Linked DNA regions of Mus musculus: region 2 is linked to region 1. Evidence: chromatin contacts called from ENCODE POLR2A ChIA-PET data. All regions are on one chromosome and are shown on one strand. Each heading gives the region's core, a stretch centred on a gene start or an enhancer-like site at or near the end of the contact. The rest is flanking DNA. Distances are from core to core; before and after follow the strand shown. Region 1 holds the start of Gstp2 (glutathione S-transferase, pi 2). Region 2 holds the start of Rps6kb2 (ribosomal protein S6 kinase, polypeptide 2).

What was found. ChIA-PET counts read pairs that join two places held with the same protein, here RNA polymerase II (POLR2A).
Region 2: POLR2A ChIA-PET joins it to region 1 with 10 read pairs in embryonic stem cell. The contact joins the promoter of Rps6kb2 here to the promoter of Gstp2 in region 1. POLR2A ChIA-PET finds 5 or more read pairs at or near these places in 3 of 5 experiments (Patski and embryonic stem cell).

Annotation. Positions count from the first base shown.
Region 1 is chr19:4,038,650-4,045,232 of GRCm38, reverse strand. It overlaps Gstp2 (glutathione S-transferase, pi 2), which reads left to right and starts at 3,012. Exons shown (of 7, transcript NM_181796.2): 1 at 3,012-3,068; 2 at 3,295-3,330; 3 at 3,543-3,649; 4 at 3,748-3,835; 5 at 4,148-4,251; 6 at 4,418-4,525; 7 at 4,694-4,945. The coding sequence starts at 3,068. The coding sequence ends at 4,882.
Region 2 is chr19:4,159,270-4,165,852 of GRCm38, reverse strand. Rps6kb2 (ribosomal protein S6 kinase, polypeptide 2) reads left to right here and starts at 2,470. Exons shown (of 15, transcript NM_021485.3): 1 at 2,470-2,685; 2 at 2,991-3,031; 3 at 3,130-3,250; 4 at 3,525-3,593; 5 at 4,638-4,785; 6 at 6,393-6,450; 7 at 6,526-6,583. The coding sequence starts at 2,608. It overlaps Carns1 (carnosine synthase 1), which reads left to right. Exons shown (of 10, transcript NM_134148.2): 10 at 1-1,529. The coding sequence ends at 515.

The DNA.
Region 1 (6,583 bases), core at 1,763-4,262:
GCTGCTTTATTTCGACCCCAGAGCTCTGGTCTGTGTGCTTTCATGTCGCTGCTTTATTAAATCTTGCCTTCTACATTTTATGTATGGTCTCAGTGTCTTCTTGGGTACGCGGCTGTCCCGGGACTTGAGTGTCTGAGTGAGGGTCTCCCCTCGAGGGTCTTTCAACACCAGGCACCCTCCTCAATGGCTCTCTGCCCTTTTTTTTTTTTTTTTTAATTGAGGCAGAATCCCAAATAAACTCAAGATCACCAATTCCAGCATGTCTGACTAGCTAACTAGGAGTCTTATCTCTGTCTCTCAGGTGATGGGATTACAGGTCAAAAATCTGTACTTATAACTACATAAAGTCCTCTAGTTCTTGGGCCAGATACTCTGAATAAGGCAGTAACCCAAAGTATGGGTTGGGGGAGGGGGAGGGCTAGAGTGTAGATTTTCTTCTTCCTTTATATCTTTGAGAGCAGAGTAACAGGTTCAGTGATATACCTGTAGTTCCAGCACTTAAGAGACTGAGGCAGAGGAGTTGCTACAAGTTTAAGGCCAGCTTATGCAGTCTAAACAGAGCCCACTGTTAGGAGCTAGCAGTTTCCACCAGGCAAGAAAAAAAAAATTCAAGAACACAAGAAGGGCCCATGACCCGTCCAGCAGGTCCAGTTTTTCGAGGGTCTTGAGGGGACCTTCTCCTAAGAACCAAATTGGGGGGGAGGGTAGAGAGAGACGAGGGTCTTGTGCGAATAATGACAAGGAAACCTTCTGAATTGCATCAAGACCCCACTGCATTGAGAAAGGCCCAAGGCTTAAATGCACAAGCAAAAGGGGAAGTACAGATACTTATCAGCAGGAGGGGTGGGGCAATACAAGCAAAAGGAGAAGTACTTATCAGTGGGGGGCTGGGGGCAATAGAATTTGCACATTTTTTAGGCAGTTACACAGGGAAGCAGGAACTTGGTGGTATCAGGGTTTGGTCGGGACATCTGTGATGACTTAGGGCTGGAACATTCTGTGGTTGTTCTCAGAATCGGTGTGTGGTGGCCCGCTTTTGACTCCCTTTTCTTCTCGGGGGAGAGGCCCAATTCAGAGATCAAGAGTTGTCTTAATAGCTCCCAACAGGCCCAGAACCTCAGTGATGAAAACTGGGGCCTGAGGGAGCTGACAGTAGTTGAGAATGTGACGCTACAGTGCATGCATATACACCTGTCCCAGGTTCTACGGATGCAGATGCATCCCAGATACAGCCAGGAACTGAGAGGGGAGTAGATGAACACAATAAGAAAGGGCAGGCTCAGCCTGGGGTCCAATAGGGACTGGGAATCCAGTAGTCCCTTAGCCCCCACACATGTCTGTGCTCTATAGAAGGGGCAGAAAGGCCAGGACTGTGCTGTGGGAAAGGGGAATGGTCAGTATTTTATGATCCACAGGGCACAGAGTCAAAGCCTGGGGAGGGGCTAGGGGCAGGGTTGGGCGTGGAAAATGTTTCTGCATGAATTTCAGTTCAAAATGAGAAGTTGACTTCTGCTCCTTTGAAGTAACTGAGTAGGGAAAGAGGAGGAGACAGACCAGCAAGAACCAGACACCAAAAAAAAAAAATAAATAAAAATAAAAATAAAAAAGAGAAAAAAAGTGAAAAAAAAGAACAAGAAAGAAAGAAAGAAAGAAAGAAAGAAAGAAAGAAAATAAAGAAAAAGAACCAGACACCAGGGCTGGTGAGATGGCTCAGTGGGTAAGAGCACCCGACTGCTCTTCCGAAGGTCAGGAGTTCAAATCCCAGCAACCACATGGTGGCTCACAACCATCCGTAACGAGATCTGGCGCCCTCTTCTGGAGTGTCTGAAGACAGCTTCAGTGTACTTACATATAATAAATAAATCTTTAAAAAAAAAAAAAAAAAAAAGAACCAGACACCAGCTAGGACAGGCAGGCTGCGGGAGGAAAGAGTGAGACACAGGTGTAGCTACCTACAACTGCTTGAATAGTCCAAATCCCCATTACCCAGGGAGACACAGAGAAGGGAGAAGCAAGGAAGGAAGGGGAGACTGAAGAAAGAAACAGCCCTTAGCCAGCCTGAGGGAAGACATAGCTGCCCCCTCAACACCAGAGGGCATGACTGAAGAGTGTGATGTGATGTGATATGATGTTCTCTCTCTCTCTCTCTCTCTCCCTCCCTCTCAGTTGTGGGCTCACACACTTGGGTGTGTGTAACAGTGAGGTTGTGTGTGGTAGCCTTTAGGGACAGGTGTTTATTTTGTTATTATTTTTTTTATTTTTAAAAATTATGTGTCTCTGTTTGTGCAAATGAGTGCAGTCCCCAAGTAAGCCCCAAGTGTCAGATCTGGCTCCAGAGTTCAAGCCAGTTGTGAGCTACCTGGCTGAGTTCTGGGAACTGAACTTGGGTCCTGTGTAAGATCTGGAAATGCCTTGAACATCGGGGCCATCTCTCCAGCTGTTATTTTTGAAGGGCTGAAGAACTAGAGTCCATGTCAGAAAGGCGAGGAACCACCAACTAAGGTTTTTGACATACAACTGCAACTTTGTCTCTTCACTTGATTTTTCTTCGCTTTTTGAAGCTCCTCAGATCTCTGACATAAAGAACACAAAAGCGCAGTTTTCTGGCTATTCCTAGCGAAGGTCAAAGGAGCAAACGAAGCTCTTTGGGCAGGAGAAAGAAGTTGGTGAGTTAAGGATGGCCACTAACGGAATCTACTAGAGAGGTTGGTAGATGGGGATAGGCAGAAGGCTGACAGAGTTGCACATGCTGCAGAAAGCTGTCCAGCTCCAGCACAAAGTGGAAGGGAGCTGGACACACCCTTCTCGGAGCAGGACTCAAAAATGAACCCAGCACTGTGGCCGACTCGGGTCACATGCTAGTGTCTCGGGCAGGAGGCGGGAGCTGCAGAGATCCAATACCGGCTATTCTCTCCAACGTGTTGAGTCAGCATCCGGGGCGGCATCCGGGGCGGAGCGCAATGCCCCTTATAAGGCTGGCTGTCCTGGGGCCTGTGTTTGCTTCCATCCCTGAGACACCTCTCTGACTATTCAGCACTTGATCCCCACTTCTCTCTGCACAGCAGCCAGTGAGTCCACGCCCTGAAGCTTCCCCGAACTACCAGCTTGCAGCTGTCGGGGCCAGGGCTCGCTCTGGACTGAGCTCTCTGCACCGGGCATTTTGCACCAGGAGCCTGGGACGGGGTGTGGGGAACAAATCAGAAAAGGGACCCGGGAGATGGAGCGGGAAAGTGCACCACACTGAACCCTAATCATTCCCCTTCTTCTACCTAACATTCTTCTCCTGTCCCCCAGTGCCGCCGTACACCATTGTCTACTTCCCAAGTCCAGGTAGGAGCTAATGACTGCAGGAAGGGGAGGTCTGGGGTAGGGGTTGCAGCCCACCATTCCTATCTGCCATGGAGAAATTGCAATTCATCATTAATCCTCCTGGTTGCAAGGCTCTACTTCCCTCACCATGGCCAGTCAGTCCTTGTACTCGAAATTGCTTTGAGGCTGGGCCTTTACACTATCCCCCAAATCCTTACCCTGACTCCATACAGGGCGGTGTGAGGCCATGCGCATGCTGCTGGCTGACCAGGGCCAGAGCTGGAAGGAGGAGGTGGTTACCATAGATACCTGGATGCAAGGCTTGCTCAAGCCCACTTGTGTGAGTGACACCCGTAGTGGAGGGGGCAGAGGTAGGGCCTTAGGAGGGCTGTGACTGGGAGGCAGCAGCATCACCAAGGTTCTTGTTCCTCCCTCCAGCTGTATGGGCAGCTCCCCAAGTTTGAGGATGGAGACCTCACCCTTTACCAATCTAATGCCATCTTGAGACACCTTGGCCGCTCTTTGGGTAAGTCCTGAACCCAGGTGGTCCAGCTGGTGGGCAGGGTGGTGGGGGGGGTATCAGTTATTGTTTCAGGGGGTATCTGCCCAGCTGGCCACTCCCTTTTTAGTTTTGAGTTGACAGAGCAAAACAGGGACACACAGAGATTATCCTTGTTCAGGCTGCATCTGTGGTCTGCCTGCCATGGCTTCCTGTTGCCTTTCATGAGCTCAGGTCTCACATGACTACCCATATCCCCTCCCCCAAGACTGCGACCTACCAACAGCCACATACCTGAGGAAATCAGGGATCAGTCATGCTGTCTCTCCCAACCCGCAGGGCTTTATGGGAAAAACCAGAGGGAGGCCGCCCAGGTGGATATGGTGAATGATGGGGTGGAGGACCTTCGCGGCAAATATGGCACCATGATCTACAGAAACTATGTGAGCCTGAATCTGGGGGGTAGGGTAGCCCAGGAAGTAGGTAGTGGTAGGCCATGTCCCTGGGGGGGGGGGTATATCTGGAATTCATTACAGGGCAGCAGGAGTCCAGTGCCCAGGGCACTGTGACAGTGGGAGGATGGTACATCTTTGGGTGTCTCCCTGGCAGGAGAATGGTAAGAATGACTACGTGAAGGCCCTGCCTGGGCATCTGAAGCCTTTTGAGACCCTGCTGTCCCAGAACCAGGGAGGCAAAGCTTTCATCGTGGGTGACCAGGTGAGCATCTCTTGCATTGCCTTTGCCTTGTGGATAAGGACAAGAGGGAGCCATATGTAAAGTGGAGCAGAGCTAAGGGGTGGAGGTGGGGGTGAGGGCCCTCAGCTCTCTGCCCCCCAGCCCCAGCCTCCTCCCAGCTGCTGAGACCCACACCTCCTGCCCCTGCAGATCTCCTTTGCCGATTACAACTTGCTGGACCTGCTGCTGATCCACCAAGTCCTGGCCCCTGGCTGCCTGGACAACTTCCCCCTGCTCTCTGCCTATGTGGCTCGCCTCAGTGCCCGGCCCAAGATCAAGGCCTTTCTGTCCTCCCCGGAACATGTGAACCGTCCCATCAATGGCAATGGCAAACAGTAGTGGACTGAAGAGACAAGAGCTTCTTGTCCCCGTTTTCCCAGCACTAATAAAGTTTGTAAGACAGAAGAGGTGTCTTTGGTGCCGTTTCCTGTTGAAAAGGGGGCTCTGGGACCCTCAGGCTGGAAAAGGGCAGAGGACAGGAAACTTGCACATAAGGGTGGGACCAGGACATCTTCCTGCTTAATATTTGCTGACCTTTGAAACAGGAAGGGGTTAAGAGCAGAAGAAGAAGAGAAATTAGGGCTGGAGAGATGGCTCAGCAATTAACAGCATTGACTGCTCTTCAGGAGGTTCTGAGTTAAAATCCCAACAACCACATGGTGGCTCACAACCATCCATAATGAGAACTTATGCCCTCTTCTGGTGTGTACTTACATATAATAAATAAATCTAAAAAACAAAACAAAACAGTGGGCATAGTGGTGCATGCCTTTAATCTCAGTACTTGGGAGGCAGAGGCAGGCGGATTTCTGAGTTCGAGGCCAGCCTGGTCTACAAAGTGAGTTCCAGGCCAGCCAAGGCTACACAGAGAAACCCTGCCTCTACCCCCACCCCCACCCCAACTCTCTCATACACACACACACATATATATATGAATGAGCTGGGCAGTGGTGGCGCACACATTTAATCCCAGCACTTGTGAGGCAGAGGCAGGTGGATTTCTGAGTTGGAGGCTAGCCTGATCTTCAGAGTGTAGGAGTGTACAGAGTTCCAGGACAGCCAGATCTATACAGAGAAACCTTGTCTTAAAAACCAGGGACAAAAAAGGAAAGAAAGGAAGGAAGGAAGGAAGAACGGAAGAAAGAAAGGAAGGAAGGAAGAAAGAAAAGTGAACCAACATGTAATGAAGGGGGCCCCATGTTGATTTGCCAGTCAGTCCCAGGAATACTCAACACCTGGCTGCAGGCCAGAGCTAATTCCCTGGCTTTGGATGGGCTAAGGAACTGTGACCCGAGGCTGGCCTGGTGGAGGGTCACAAACTGTACAGAGGGCCTCTGCTTACCTTGCTGGTGATACGTGAGTTTTGTTGCCCCCTACACATACAAGCCAAGGTGAGTTAACAAGAGTTCTCAGAGTAAGTAAGACACCGAGGAGAAGATAAAATCTTATCTAAACAGAAATCTAACTTTTAGTGGATTTTGTTTGCTTCTTCTTTTTTTTTTTTTTTTTTTGTCTTGTTCTTACTAGCCCTGAGAGTTAAAATTAGAAGGATTATCGGGCTGAAGAGATGCCCAGCAGTTAAGAGCACTGACTGTTCTTCCACATGTCCTGAGTTCAATTCCCAGCAACCACATGGTGGTCCATAACCATCAGTGATGGGATCTGATGCCCTCTTCTGGTGTGTCTGAAGACAGCTACAGTGTACTCACAAACATAAAATAAATCTTTAAAAAAGATGTCACTAGGGGTGATTCTTTTAAACCAACTGAAAAATCATTCAGTTTTATGTAATGAAAGTTTTACACAATACAGAGATGTCATAACAGAATAAAGACTCCAGATTCAGTAAATGTGCACCTATGTTATGTGGGGCTTGGATTGGCCTGTTTAAAGGTGGAGAATCATACAGATGAATTTTTTTTCTTCACCTTATTTTTTTGAGACAGGGTCTCTTACTCAACCTGGAGCCTACCTGTTCATCTAGACGGGTCAGCTAACAAAACTCAAGATTTGTCCCTATTCTCACAGAGCTGGGGTTCC
Region 2 (6,583 bases), core at 1,221-3,720, 120 kb before region 1:
TGCAGGCAGCCTTTCGCTGCTGCCTGGGCTGTGGGCTGCTGGATGGGGTTTTCAATGTGGAGCTCAAGATGACTGGGGCTGGGCCAAGGCTCATCGAGATTAACCCTCGAATGGGAGGCTTCTACCTTCGAGACTGGATCCTAGAGCTCTATGGTGTGGATTTGCTTCTGGCTTCTACAATGGTGGCCTGTGGCCTGCAGCCTGCCTTGCCTGCTCACCCTCGTGCCCGTGGCTACCTAGTGGGCATCATGTGCCTGGTGTCCCAGCACCTACAGCTGCTGAGTTCCCCGAGCAGTAGAGAGACTCTGCAAACCCTCCATGACCAGGGGCAATTACGACTCAACCTGCTGGAGGAGGCCCTGATACCTGGCCAGTATGAGGAGCCCTACTGCAATGTGGCCTGTGCTGGGCCCAGCCCTGCTGAGGCCTGTCACCGCCTGCTAGGCATCTGTCAGGGCTTGGGCATTGACAGGCCCAACTACCCTGTTGCCCATTTCCTGTCTCATTTCAAATAGCACTGGGGTCAAGGAGCAGCAGGGATGCAGTGCCAGGAGGAGGGGCCGTGGGGCTATATTTCCCTGTCCCTCTCTCTGTCACTTTGCCCCAACCCAGGGTCAGCATGCTACCACAACTCAGGCCTATTCCAGAACAGTAGAGCCATTGTGACACCAAAGTCTTCTGGATTCAAGGACCATAAAACAAGTATCTGGAATTTGCTGGGTCCTCTTGCCTTCCAGAAAGCCTCCATCTAGCCCCAGGTACCCCCAGGACTCCAGCCTTTAAAGAACTAACAAATAGCAGCTTCTTCACTGGCACATCAGTGCCCAGCCCAGATGGGGGTGGGTGAAACCCAGGCTCCTCCTCTCTTACCCCTCCACCGCCTAGGTCCAGCTCTTCCTGTCACCTACACAAGGAGAGAACCTTCACCAGCCCCTAGCCTTGGACAAAGGCCATGAAATGGGAGATTAGCACACTAGCCTTTATGCAAAACCCAGGACAGTTGTAGAGCCTGCTGAAAATGTCTGGCCGTGCTTCACTGTGTCTGTTGGCCTGAGCAGTAGAAGCAAATGTCTGTGCTCAGCACTAGGAGTAAACATTTCCCTTCATGCTTTCAGGCAGACCCTAGTGCCCCTATGTTACAGATGAGGAAGCAGGCTCAGAGAGAGAAAAAAAAAAAAAGACTGCCTCCAAGTTCCTATTATAGTGGATGTAGACAGAATGCCAAGGCCAACCTTCTCTGTTTACTGTTTTAAACGCTCAGTTAGCCTCCAGGTCCTCTCTCCTTTCTATCTTCATTTATAGGCAGCACTCAGACTCCTAAACACCTGCCTCCCATACACCACACACGATCTCTACCAGCTTTGTTGCTTTGGCCTCTGGCATTCCTAGCTAGCTTGGCCCTGGGACTTCTGTGTACACCTTTCCTCATTTTAGGGAGCTAGCTACTCTGAAAACACCTGTCTTTGCTCAGGAGCCGAGGACAGCTCCTGAAACCTGCCTACCTAAATAAAGACTTGTTAACTAGTGAAGTATCCGGAGTCCAGTGTTTTAGCTAGTGCTCCCCTCCCAGGTTCAGTAGGTGGGGAGCTGGGAAGTGGGAGGGAGAGGTAGAAAGCACCCCATTGGCTGGGCCCCAGGGTTGACCTTTGCTACGGGCTTACCTTATATCTACATGTATGTTTGAGATTTTTTTTTCTTGAATTATAATCCTAAATCATATTCAGGCAGTAATCCCTCTGCAGACCTGGATACCCCTAAATTTTGTTCATCTGAGTTCATATCCTATACCTCAGTGGGCATCCCGTGTGCAATGGAAAAGCTATCCAGACAGACTCCAATAGAAATGGACAGGCTTCGTTTGGGATCGAACCCCAGCAGTCACTTGCCATTTGTATGGCAAGTGATTTTACCCGCTGAACCATCTCGCCAGTTCTCATCCATCCTTTCAACTATATTCTATTAAAATATCTATTCTGAACTAGGCAGCTCAAATACTCGGTATGCATACATTAGCAAAAGTCCATATTTAGGTGTGTTGAGCCCTTCAGAAAGGGAGCCTTGAAACAAAGCCCAGGCAGTCGCCCAGAAAATGTCAGACCTGCAGGGTCTGTGAGCTTCAGGGAGGTTGTATGGAGTGTCCCTAATACAGCTTACTGTCCCCTAATACAACCGAACAGACACAAGTTTTCTTTCTGGGCAGCTCACAGCACTAAGAAGGGCTGAGGAGTTGCCACTTAAACGTTCATGCATCTGTAATTCTGCCCATTAAATCTTGAACTTGCTCCAGAGTCAAAATGGGAGCCTCTGTGCGCGCGGCTCGGGGCGAGAGCTGGCCCAGGAGAAACCGACAAGGAAGATGGTCTAGTAAAGCCTATTCTATTCATAAGGCTTGCAGGATGGGAGGTCCAGATGTCTGGAACTACGACTCCCGAGAGGCTTTCCGACAGGCGCCATCTTTTCTTCCCACTCGACTTGAGAGTGGGTGAAGCTATTGCGTCAACAGAGCGAGCGGCTGCTGTCGCGGAGAAATGACGTAGGCACAGCCCGGTGCTGTCAGTCAGAGTTCTGCCTGGTCCGGGCCAAGGGTCCCGCGGGACCGGCGGGGCCATGGCGGCCGTATTTGATTTAGACTTGGAGACCGAGGAAGGGAGCGAGGGCGAGGGCGAACCGGAGTTCAGCCCTGCGGTGAGTGTTTCTCTCCGGGCGCGACTGGACCCGGGAGCCCGGCTGGTTAACCAAAACCCTGGCGCTCCCAACTCTGAGTGGTTTGTGACCCCTACAAACCCAGATCCAGCCCCAACCCCAACCCCAGCCCCAGCCCCTGGACCCAATCTTTCCTTTTCTATCCTTGGTCTCTCCTTCCCAACCTTTCCCCATCCCTGCTCCTGTCTTCTATCCTTGGTCCTCTCCCCTGGGCCAAGCAGTTGAGCCTAGGTTGGGAGGAGGTATTCTGGCACCTCCCATGGTTCTTATTACTTGGTTTCTCACAGGACGTGTGTCCCCTTGGCGAATTAAGGGCTGCTGGCCTGGAGTGAGTGAGGGTCTTGCTTGGGGGGTGGGGGTATGGAGTAGGGGTCGGGACTTGGAGTACACTAGAGCCTTTCCCTCATTAACTTATTCTGTCTTTAGGACAGTGGGACACTATGAAGAAGTAGAGCTGACAGAGAGCAGCGTGAACCTGGGTCCTGAGCGCATCGGGCCCCACTGCTTTGAGCTACTGAGTGTACTGGGCAAGGGGGGCTATGGCAAGGTACTAACATCCCTCTCTCCCTGGCGACCTCAGCTCTAGCCTGAGACAGCATACTATCCTTCACACCCAATAGGCTTGTAAATGTACGGAGTCTCTGATGGAATTCAGAGCTGGAGACCTGGGGGAAGGAAGGGCATATCCTTTCAAAATCTGATGGAGATCTTTACTGTTCCACCCTTAAGCTGAGTTTAGACCTTTTGGTCCCTTTAGGGTGGGGCAACCTTGAAGGTGGGGTGTGGTCAGAGAAGTTAATCCTGTCTCCCCTGCCCTACAGGTGTTCCAGGTGAGAAAAGTGCAAGGCACCAACTTGGGAAAAATATATGCCATGAAGGTCTTAAGGAAGGTGAGTCACTCGCTTAGCCAGCAGAGACAGAGTAGCTGCCATCCCCATCAGCCTGTGCCAGGTCTCGGGAAGACAGCCGGAAACATGATAAAGACAGTCCTTATCTTGACACTTGCTGACTTAGCATCTATTGTCATACATACGATTTTGGAGTAATTCTTGGATGGAAGAAGCTGGCCTGCTAGGGCACATATGGCAAGCTTTGATTGTCAGGACTCATGAGGACAGGCAGTACTGTTGGCATTCTGTGAATAGAAGCCCAGGATGCAGCGCAACAGGAACCCACGACAAAGAATTGTGTGGCTCAGTGTGTCAGCAGGGTCAAGTTGAGCTGAACTTGGTAGGATACTGTGTAGTCTCAGGACTTGAATGGGTAAAGCCGGAGGATCTGAGTGGTGGTAGGCCAGCACACCAGGGGCTACATAATGATACCTTGTCTCAAAGAACACAAGAAAGTATCAAGGGTGAGAGACTGAGAGGATAAACCGGTTCCGGAAAAGTTTACTGTTTTTAAGTCACTTCCTCTCAGGAGACAAGGTCTCACTGAAGCTGGGCTGGAGACCCAGTGGTGCTTCTGTGCCCCTCCCACAGGGCACAGGCACGCACAGCCATCGTTGGCTTTTTATATTGCTACTGAAGATTTGAACTCAGATCTTTATGCTTTCATAGTTCACACTTTGAACCTCTGAGTCCAGTGCCCAGTCCTCCCATTGTCTTTGTCATGATCAGATCTTGTGGAGGGCAGACTGGAGAAGCTTCTAGAAAGGGGGCTCTTTGTGATACTGTTCCACCCTTGGTACCCCGACTCTATGGGTTGGTTACTGTCAGGATGATATCACTGCACAGACCTAGCATCTAGACACTTACATACCCAAGTTGTTTCAATGTTTATTTGAAACAAGAGACGTGTACTGGAACACTGGCTCCTCCTCAGTATAGTTGACTCTTGAGGTTGCGCATTCTATTGAGGTGGCAGTCAATCCGCAGAGCAGAAAGGCAAGCACTCTGGATGCCTCCCCTTCTAACAGACTCCTGCATCTCTAGGCCAAGATTGTATGCAGTGCCAAGGACACAGCCCATACCCGGGCTGAGAGGAACATTCTAGAATCTGTGAAGCATCCCTTCATTGTAGAACTGGCCTATGCTTTCCAGACAGGTGGCAAACTCTACCTCATCCTGGAGTGCCTCAGTGGTAGGTGTGTGGGCTAAGCCGAGCAGGGTGTGGCAGGGAGCCAGCCCAGGAACACTGGGTGGGGACTTAGGGACTCTTGAGAGGTATCATGGAGGATGGCTAGGAGGCTCACATACCATGCCTGGCCGTGTGTCCATCTGTCTGTCTCTCTATCTGTTCATTCATTCAGCAAACATCCATCCAGTGCCTAGTGTTTGTGGGGTGGGTGGGGCTGGTGGGAGTTTATATAGATGTGATGTCCAGAGAAAATTTCATCCACTTTTTCCTGCCTGTCCTCTGTGTGCCAGGCACCCAGTCAGGTCTCACCTAGCTACATCCTTCTTCTTGGAAGTCTCATGAGTGGTTACTGTTTCTATAGGGTTTAATTTTTTTGTTTTGTTTTGTTTTGGGGGGAGGGTTCAAGACAGGGTTTCTCTGTGTAGCCCTGGCTGTCCTGGAACTCACTCTGTAGACCAGGCTGGCCTCGAACTCAGAAATCTGACTGCCTCTGCCTCCCAAGTGCTGGGATTAAAGGCATGCACCACCACTGCCCGGGGTTCGTTTTTTTTTTTTTTTTTGGTTTTTCGAGACAGAGTTTCTCTGTATAGCCCTGGCTGTCCTGGAGCTCACTTTGTAGACCAGGCCGGCCTCGAACTCAGAAATTCGCCTGCCTCTGCCTCCCGAGTGCTGGGATTAAAGACATGCGCCACCATGCCCAGCTTCGTTTATTTTTTGAGACAAGGTCTGCTTATGTAGTCCTGGCCTGCTTAGAACTTACTATATAGACCATGCTGGCCTTGAATTCAGGAGATCTGCCTGTCTTTGCAGACTGAGTGTTGGTATTAAAGGCATGTGCTACACACTTTCTTGTTTTGTCTTTTTGAGGCAGGGTCTTACTATATAACATTGTTTGGCCAGGAACTCATTACATAGAACTCAAAAGACATTCCCTGCCCCTGTCTGGGATTTAAATTATGTGCCATCACACCTAGCAGGTCTGTTTTTAAACTAGCTTTGAGGGTCTAGCTTCCCTGGGCTCTTCACCTCCACTAATTGCGAAGGTCATCTTCCTGGAGCACGTGTCTCTAAACACCCAAACAAGGCCTTGGTCTTTTTGGTCATGCCATTACTCACCAAGAGTGATTGAGAGCCATTCCTTCTCCCTGTCTGCCCAGTACCAGCTGAACCCTACAGCGACTTCCTGCATGCTTGGCGTCCCGTCCCACTCTATCCAGACAGAGAGCCACACCGTCACTGCCCCTTCCCCATCACTGTGTTGAGATTAGCTTCCTCCGCCCTCTATCATGAGGCTCTGGAGTTCCCAGAGCTATGACCTGAGCCTGGCATCCTAGAGCACTGTCCACATGTCTGTCTTCCCATTAGACTGAGCATCCTGAGGGCAATGGCTGGGTCTCCTCAACTCTGCCCCAGCTTCTCGCAGCACAGGGCCAGGCACCAAGTGCGTAGGCGACGGTAGATGTTTGCTGATTGAATTGAGTCCCCACGGCATCTCTGGGAGGCAGGTAGGGTGGGATCTACAAGTCCCATTTTTCTCTAGAAGAAACTGACGCTCAGACAGTAGCGAGGCTGGGCCCGAGTGCACAGCTGCTGATGTGCTTGTGTCACAGGTGGTGAGCTCTTCACACATCTTGAGCGAGAAGGCATCTTCCTGGAAGACACAGCCTGGTGGGTGTCTGGGGGTGCTGGTCCTTGCCTACACCCCAACCTTTGCCCTGCCTTTACCTTGTCCTGTCTTTGCAGCTTCTACCTGGCAGAGATCACACTAGCCCTGGGCCATCTCCATTCCCACGGCATCATC